Regions from separate parts of the Homo sapiens genome. Here region 1 is linked to region 2. The links are chromatin contacts, found by Hi-C or POLR2A ChIA-PET in ENCODE. All regions are on one chromosome and are shown on one strand. Each heading gives the region's core, a stretch centred on a gene start or an enhancer-like site at or near the end of the contact. The rest is flanking DNA. Distances are from core to core; before and after follow the strand shown. Region 1 has its middle 52 kb from the start of LINC02991. Region 2 has its middle 38 kb from the start of LINC02991.

The links. Hi-C counts contacts between places; a loop is a spot of excess contacts on that map. ChIA-PET counts read pairs that join two places held with the same protein, here RNA polymerase II (POLR2A). Pooled maps may share reads with other maps.
Region 1: a map of gastrocnemius medialis shows a loop between it and region 2 (2.5-fold over the local background). The contact joins two enhancer-like sites. A Hi-C loop is called at or near these places in 2 of 168 maps with a recorded cell type or tissue (Jurkat and gastrocnemius medialis) and 5 of 50 pooled maps. POLR2A ChIA-PET finds 5 or more read pairs at or near these places in 1 of 52 experiments (AG04450).

What each region holds. Positions count from the first base shown.
Region 1 is chr2:239,629,054-239,632,451 of GRCh38, forward strand. No RefSeq gene overlaps it. Among named protein-coding and RNA genes, the nearest start is that of LINC02991, 52 kb to the left of the region's middle. Within about 2 kb of position 1,733, at least 5 of the 41 ENCODE cell types and tissues checked have a DNase peak (open chromatin) inside an H3K27ac peak, as active enhancers do.
Region 2 is chr2:239,538,614-239,541,687 of GRCh38, forward strand. No RefSeq gene overlaps it. Among named protein-coding and RNA genes, the nearest start is that of LINC02991, 38 kb to the right of the region's middle. Within about 2 kb of position 1,303, at least 2 of the 41 ENCODE cell types and tissues checked have a DNase peak (open chromatin) inside an H3K27ac peak, as active enhancers do.

The DNA of each region.
Region 1 (3,398 bases), core at 483-2,982, 91 kb after region 2:
AATTGCAAATATTTTATGACAATTCTTTCTGCTCCCAGTGCTCTTAGGAAATGGTGGTTCCAATGGTCACTGAAGCAGCGTCTCTCTTCAGTGCAGTGGTTCTGCTGTTTGCTTGGAGAGATTTGTGAATGACTTGGTGTTTTGTGGTGAGAGGGATGGAGGGGGAAGGAGAAGAGCCATGTGCAAGAGTCATTGAACTTCGTGGTAACTCGTGAAGTTATTAAATTACAAGATTAAATGTCTCCTGGGATTGAGGCAGGTCATGTACTTAAGATTCCCTCTCCGGAAGGGACCAGGGAAAGAGGCGTTTTTGAAGCCTGTGTTAGCACCACAGGCTCTATAGCCAGCAGCCCAGTCACATATTTGATAGATATTGCCATGAATTGACTAACCCACCTAATCTTCAGTGAATTCCCACTCTATTCAAGATATGTGTGGATGTTGGGGATGCAGTGATGGACAAACTACAGACAGTTAATGAGAATTTTGAGGTTTAACAACAGATTATTTTATTACATAAAGAATAAACAATGTAACCTATTTACACACTAATATTAAGAAAAACATAACTTGAAGCAAGATTGAAAGAAACAGCACCATGGCACCAATCTCATTTTCCTCCCTTTCAACGTGGATGCCTTCCAGGGGGCAGCGTGGCTCTGTCCTGGGTCTCCCACATACCAGCCTTGTGCCAGTAGCCAATTAGCTAACCCAATTCTATTTCACCATCTGCAAAATGGTACCCGCTTGTGTGTTTCACAGAAACATTATGAGAAGTTAAATAATAATCCATGTAAAACCCATATACAACACTCAGTCTATAGAAAAGTGAATTTTAAAATTATTTTTCTGTCTTACTTTATTCATGAATTTATCTCCCAGATTGTGAGGAAATAGTTTTCAACTACCCAGAATTTTATGTTTGAAACGTCAGAAACCCTCCAGAGAGCATAGGTTGCCCGGGCGACTGTAGTACAGCATCAAGGCACCCTTGAGTTGGCAAGACACAGGCTTGCTGTGCCTGAGAAGCACAAGGTTCCACTTCCCAGCCATGGTGGTTTTCAGCAGTGCTGTTTCTACTCTTAGGTCAGAACAGAGATATGGGAAAAATCCCTGCTCTTCTGTTTCTTTTCCCCAGTGCCGCCTCCTCCAGCCTCCAATGGAGGTGTTTCCATGGGTGACCACATTCTGTTCCACTGGTGGTGGCCTTTGTGTGAGTGCTCCTTCAGGGACCACATTGATCATTAACACACCTTTGAGGTTTCTTTCTTTTTTCTCTGAAACATGGCTTCTTAAAAACTTTACACTTTTTCTCTCATGAGCATTTTAACACATTTAAAAAATAACAGAACAGTTAAAAAAAAAAACCCACAGTTTCACACAGGCTTCTTCTCACTGAATCATGTTTCATCTTTTCCCTTGGCACAACCAAAGGGAAGGTTAATTTAAAACAGCTGAGAGTGATGTCACGTCACACGCCGACACCTCTTTTTCTTTTTTTTTTTTTTTTTTTTTTTTTGCCAGGAAAGAAAAGAGGTTCACCTCAGGCTGCTCAGAAGGAAGGTGTTCCAGGAAGGCCAGAAAAGGGAGGCTGCTCTGGAAAAACAAAGAAGAGCTTGGCAGGTCCTAGAACGGAGGAGAAGTTAGACCCTGGGAATCCAAGATGCTGCAACGTCAGGCAGCTGGTCCCCAGCAAGGCTGGCACGTGGAAACCTCACGGAGAAAAGTGATTCATAACCAAAGCAGGGCTCCCACAGCGACGCTGAGCAGACACAGAACTATTTTTCACATAACACTTATTTTATTTAAAAAAAATGTTAAATGACTTTCCTTTGCATGGATTCTCTGTTTCTCTTGCTCTGGTTCTGGAAGCCATGTGGAGTGGTGGCCAAGAGTCAGTCCTGTTCTGTATTTTTTTGTTGTTGTTGTTATCTTTCTGAGTTGATCAGCAACTGAGAGAATTGAGGAAAGTCGCCCAGGTGGCTCATGTCCAGTGCGTCACTCCACCCCATTCCGACAGCCTCATAGGTTGCTTAACTCTGGAGCCTGGCATTCTCCAGATGCCCCTGCAGGGAGGATTACTTGGCTCCCTCCAGCAGACAACCTTGTGGAACGCTCAGAGCAGAAGTGAGTCACTGCAGCAGGCCCTGTGCACGGAGGCAAGCCAGGAGGTGGTGGAGCTTTATGCGTCCATCATCAGCATTAAAGATGCAGCGAGGGGCAGGGCTCCTTCCCCCAGAACCATGCATGGTGGGCTATTTGTCCCCAAGTGTGATCTTTGCCTGCAAGGTTCCTGCTGTTGTGGCACTCAGACCTTCATCTATACCTTCCTCAGGAATTCTGTAAACTACCAAATAGTTTTATCAATAACCCCTTCCTACCTAAGCCAGCTAGAGTGAATACTTAAGGCTGCATCTAAGAACGGTGACCAATTTAATCACTTCACTAATTTTAACAATGGCTCCTCAAACAGGGGTTTGCTCCATTTCCTCCGTTTCCAAAGGAGGAAGTTGATGGGCTGATGGAGGTAGGTGAATATCATTGGTTGATGTTGAATAGGCCAAAGCTCTTATTATTACTAGTATTTAAAATATTCATTCTGAAGTTATTTACATATTTTAGAACTCATTTAATTAAAGACTCATGTTACAGGTTCATTGAGTAAATAAGTCTGGTTATTTACTGATCCACTGGTTCCAACTAAATAGTTGGGCCACAGATTGTCTGTTGGTGACAATAACCAGTAAGCACCTTTTTAGAGAAAGCCTGTTGCTGTGTGCCTCAGCATTTGACTAATGGCAGGAACACCTCTGAGTACTTCACCGGGCCTGGATTTGACCTGTGAGAATGAATGTGCAGCTTACTGCATGGGAACTGGAAAGATTTAAGGACCTACTCTGGTGGGCACACAGTGAATTACTGGTGCGTCCTAGTGAGAACTTACCATCTCAGCTGCTAGTCGATTATTTCTCACACATTAAGGACTTTACTCTGTTTCTTAAGAGAAAATCCTTTCCCACTGAAGGGAAGGATTCATTAGTAAAATCCATTCTAGTTGAGGCTCCTCTGTCTTCCCAAGAGGAAGGGAGGGTGCAGTTGGGCATGAAGGCTTTTTGAAGGTACTGTAACTTAGTATGGTACAACAACTTACTAGGTTGCCCCTTTGCTGTCACCCAAATTTGGAAAGGAATTGGTCATTTCAGGTTTTTCATATTTATAGTAAAAGAAAATCCATCAAGTTTATCCCTAAAGAGGACTTACGTGACAACTGCCCATGCATAGACAACTGGAGTCCCTCGATCAGACCCACCAAGGAGAGAAATCCATTTTGCATATTGTGTATGGCCTTGAACCAGGAAGGGCATAGGCCGTGGGTGTGCTTCCCTCCGTGCAAGGGA
Region 2 (3,074 bases), core at 53-2,552:
TTAGTCCAAGTCTTGGAAACCCTAGAGAGAAGCAATGGGGACCCTCGGGGAGCAGAGGGTTCCTTCGTGATGATCCTCCACTGCCTCAGGTTATCAAACAAATCCCCATCCAGGTTATTTTCATCTGCCGGCTCCTGTAGCCTGGGTAGTGAGACCCCCAGGTGCACTTCGGGAGATCTTCCTGCAGGGTCTAGAGGGAGGACCTCTCATTCAGCAAGAAGTGAGCCCAGGCCCCGCAGCCTCTCCCTGAGAACTTGGCAAGGTCCACATGGGCTGGGCGGTGGGGAGGCTGGGATTCTCTCCAAGATCACCCAGATTTCTTTGCATAATGTTAGGTGGTGATGGAGTAGGGTCCTGAAAACCAGGGGTGCTGATGGCTTCATCCATACAATGGGTCAAATTGTCCCCCGGCACCCCCAGATCTGTCTACGTCCTCATCTTCAGAACCTGTGAATGTGATTTTCTGTGGAGAAGGATCTTTGCAGATGTAATTACATTAAGGGTCTTGAGACAAGGAGATCATCCTGGATTAGCCAGGGGAGCAAAAATCCAATGAAATGTATCCTTGTAGGAAAGCAGAGGGAGATTTGAGAATACAGAGAAGAGAAGACACAGGAGTGGGGGCCATGTGACCAGGGAGGCAGAGCTCGGAGTCGTGTGGGCTCAGATTCTCCCCTAGAGGCCTGCGGGGAGCATGGCCTTGCCAGATTTCCAGCTTCCAGCCTGCAGGATGCTGAGACAGTAAATCCTCACCGTTTTAAGCCACCAAGTTTGTGGTGATCTGTTACAGCAGCTTCAGTAAACACATACAACCTGCATAACTGGGTGCCTGGTAAGTAGGACTTTATGTAAATCTCTGTCATTGAATTCACATTATCCTTAATTTTTTTTTTTAATTTGAGATAACTGTAGATTCACATGCAGCTGAAGAAACACTACAGAGTGATCAGGGTGCCTTTCACTTTGTTTCCCCTGAGGTACTGTCTTAGGTAACCACATGACAAATTATAGCCATGAACTTGACCTCAGTACCATCCACACACACAGTTCGGATGTCACCAGTGTCACACGCACTCACCTGTGTGTGTGTTTATCTCTGTGGCACTTTACCCCCTGGTGTAGGTTTGGGTAGCCAGCACCACAGTGAAGGCACAGAACCGTCCGTCCATCTGCAGATCGCTGGTGCCGCCCTTATTAGCCACGACTAGCTCCTTGTTCCCCTCACACCCCGTGTCTGCTAACCCCTCCCTAGCGCCATCACTTTGTCATTTCAAGAACGTTATGTCAAAGGACTCATGCCAGTTGTCCTTATTTTTAGTAGAGACAGGGTTTCACCAAGTCGGCCAGGCTGGTCTTGAGCTCCTGACCGCAAGTGATCCAGCCGCCTCAGCCTCCCAAACTGCTGGGATTACTGGTGTGAGCCATTGCGCCTGGTCCACTAATTTTTATTTTAGCCATTCTGACAGGTGTGTGGCTATATCTCACTACAGTTTCAATATAATTAGTTTTTTGTTTTTCTTTTAAATCTTTCTTCTTTATTCAACTGTTGGTCTTCCTGGGGAGCAACCGTGGCTTATTCTTTTCTGACCATACTCCCCAGCTTAGTGGCAGTTTATTCAATTTTATGTTTAATGTCAATGTTTAAGGGTAAACAAGGCCAGACTGGACTGGCCACCAGGTCCCTTAGAGTCTCTCTGTAAGACCTCTGACTCTGAGAAGTGTGCACTGATCCCTGTGACAGGCAGCTGCAAAGGAGAAAAACAGGCGAGGCTCCGTGAGTCGGCTGGGTGCCAGGTGAGGTGACACTGAGAGCGTTATGTGGGTGGCTGCCTTCCCTCCTCTCGCTGGGTAGATAGTATTTTACCCCAGTTTTATAGATGAGGAAAGGGAGGCAAAAAGAGGTGAAGTACAATAAGCTATGGTTTATAACGTTGAGTTGCTTTCACTTTAGTTAAGGAGATGAGCACATTAACTATTGAAACACGCAAGAGATCATGGCACAGGGTTTGAGAACATCACTGGCGTGGTACTAGGGCCTCTGGAACAAGGTTGCACAGAGGCGGGGGCAGTGTGCCTGTCCTGTTCTTGACCTTGGGAAGGACGGCTCCTGCTTTTTTGCCTGTAGTATGGAGATGTAGCCCTCCAATATCAGCCCTTCTTGCACTGGAAAGCTATACATATTCCTGAAGTCTTAGCTTGACCTGCATCCATAAGTTTTGACAGACCTTATATCAAATTTTTGATATGCTATAGCTTTTTCATCATTTTTCAGTTCTGAGAATTGAAAAATTCTAAAAATGTCATTAAAGTTGAATTCATGACAACTGGGGCATTTATTTAGAAATGTGGTTTTACATTTCCAAATTAAATTTACTATAGATTTCTAACATTATCGGATTTATGGTAAGAAAAAGTAGTCTACTTTAAACTGATTTTTAAAAAATTTGTGAAAATTTGATCTAGTATTGGTGGACATTCTTATAAATGTTGCATATGTACTTGGGAAGAATGTATATTTTCTAACTGTTGAGTGTAGGATTCTATATATTTTCATTAGATCTAGCTTGCATTATTCAGAGTTTTTACACTGTTGCTAATTCTGTGTTTACCTTTACAATTACTGAGCGAGGCATATGAAAATTTACTATGATGGTGGATTTATCATGTATTCTCTTTGAATTCTACCGGTCCCAGTCTTACAGATCTTATGGTCATGTTATTAGGTTTATTTTGTTTAGAGTTTTTATGTCTTCCTGGTGAACTAAGCTTTTGTCATTCTTTGGTAGTGACTCCTTTTATTTCTCATAATATTTTAGCCTTCAAATATATGGAAAAATAAATTCGAAGGCTAAAATACTAATATATTTGTCTTTATATACATATATAATATACACATATAATGTTTGTCTGACATATGTTTTACAACTTTTTATTCACATAAGTTTTAAATATCTCTAAACAGCATAAAGCTGGATTAAAATTAAAACATTGGATCTGACAGTTTGATTACCTGTTAAATTTTGCCCATTTATATTTTTTGTGATTGCTGATACATTTTAAATTATTTTTTCCAT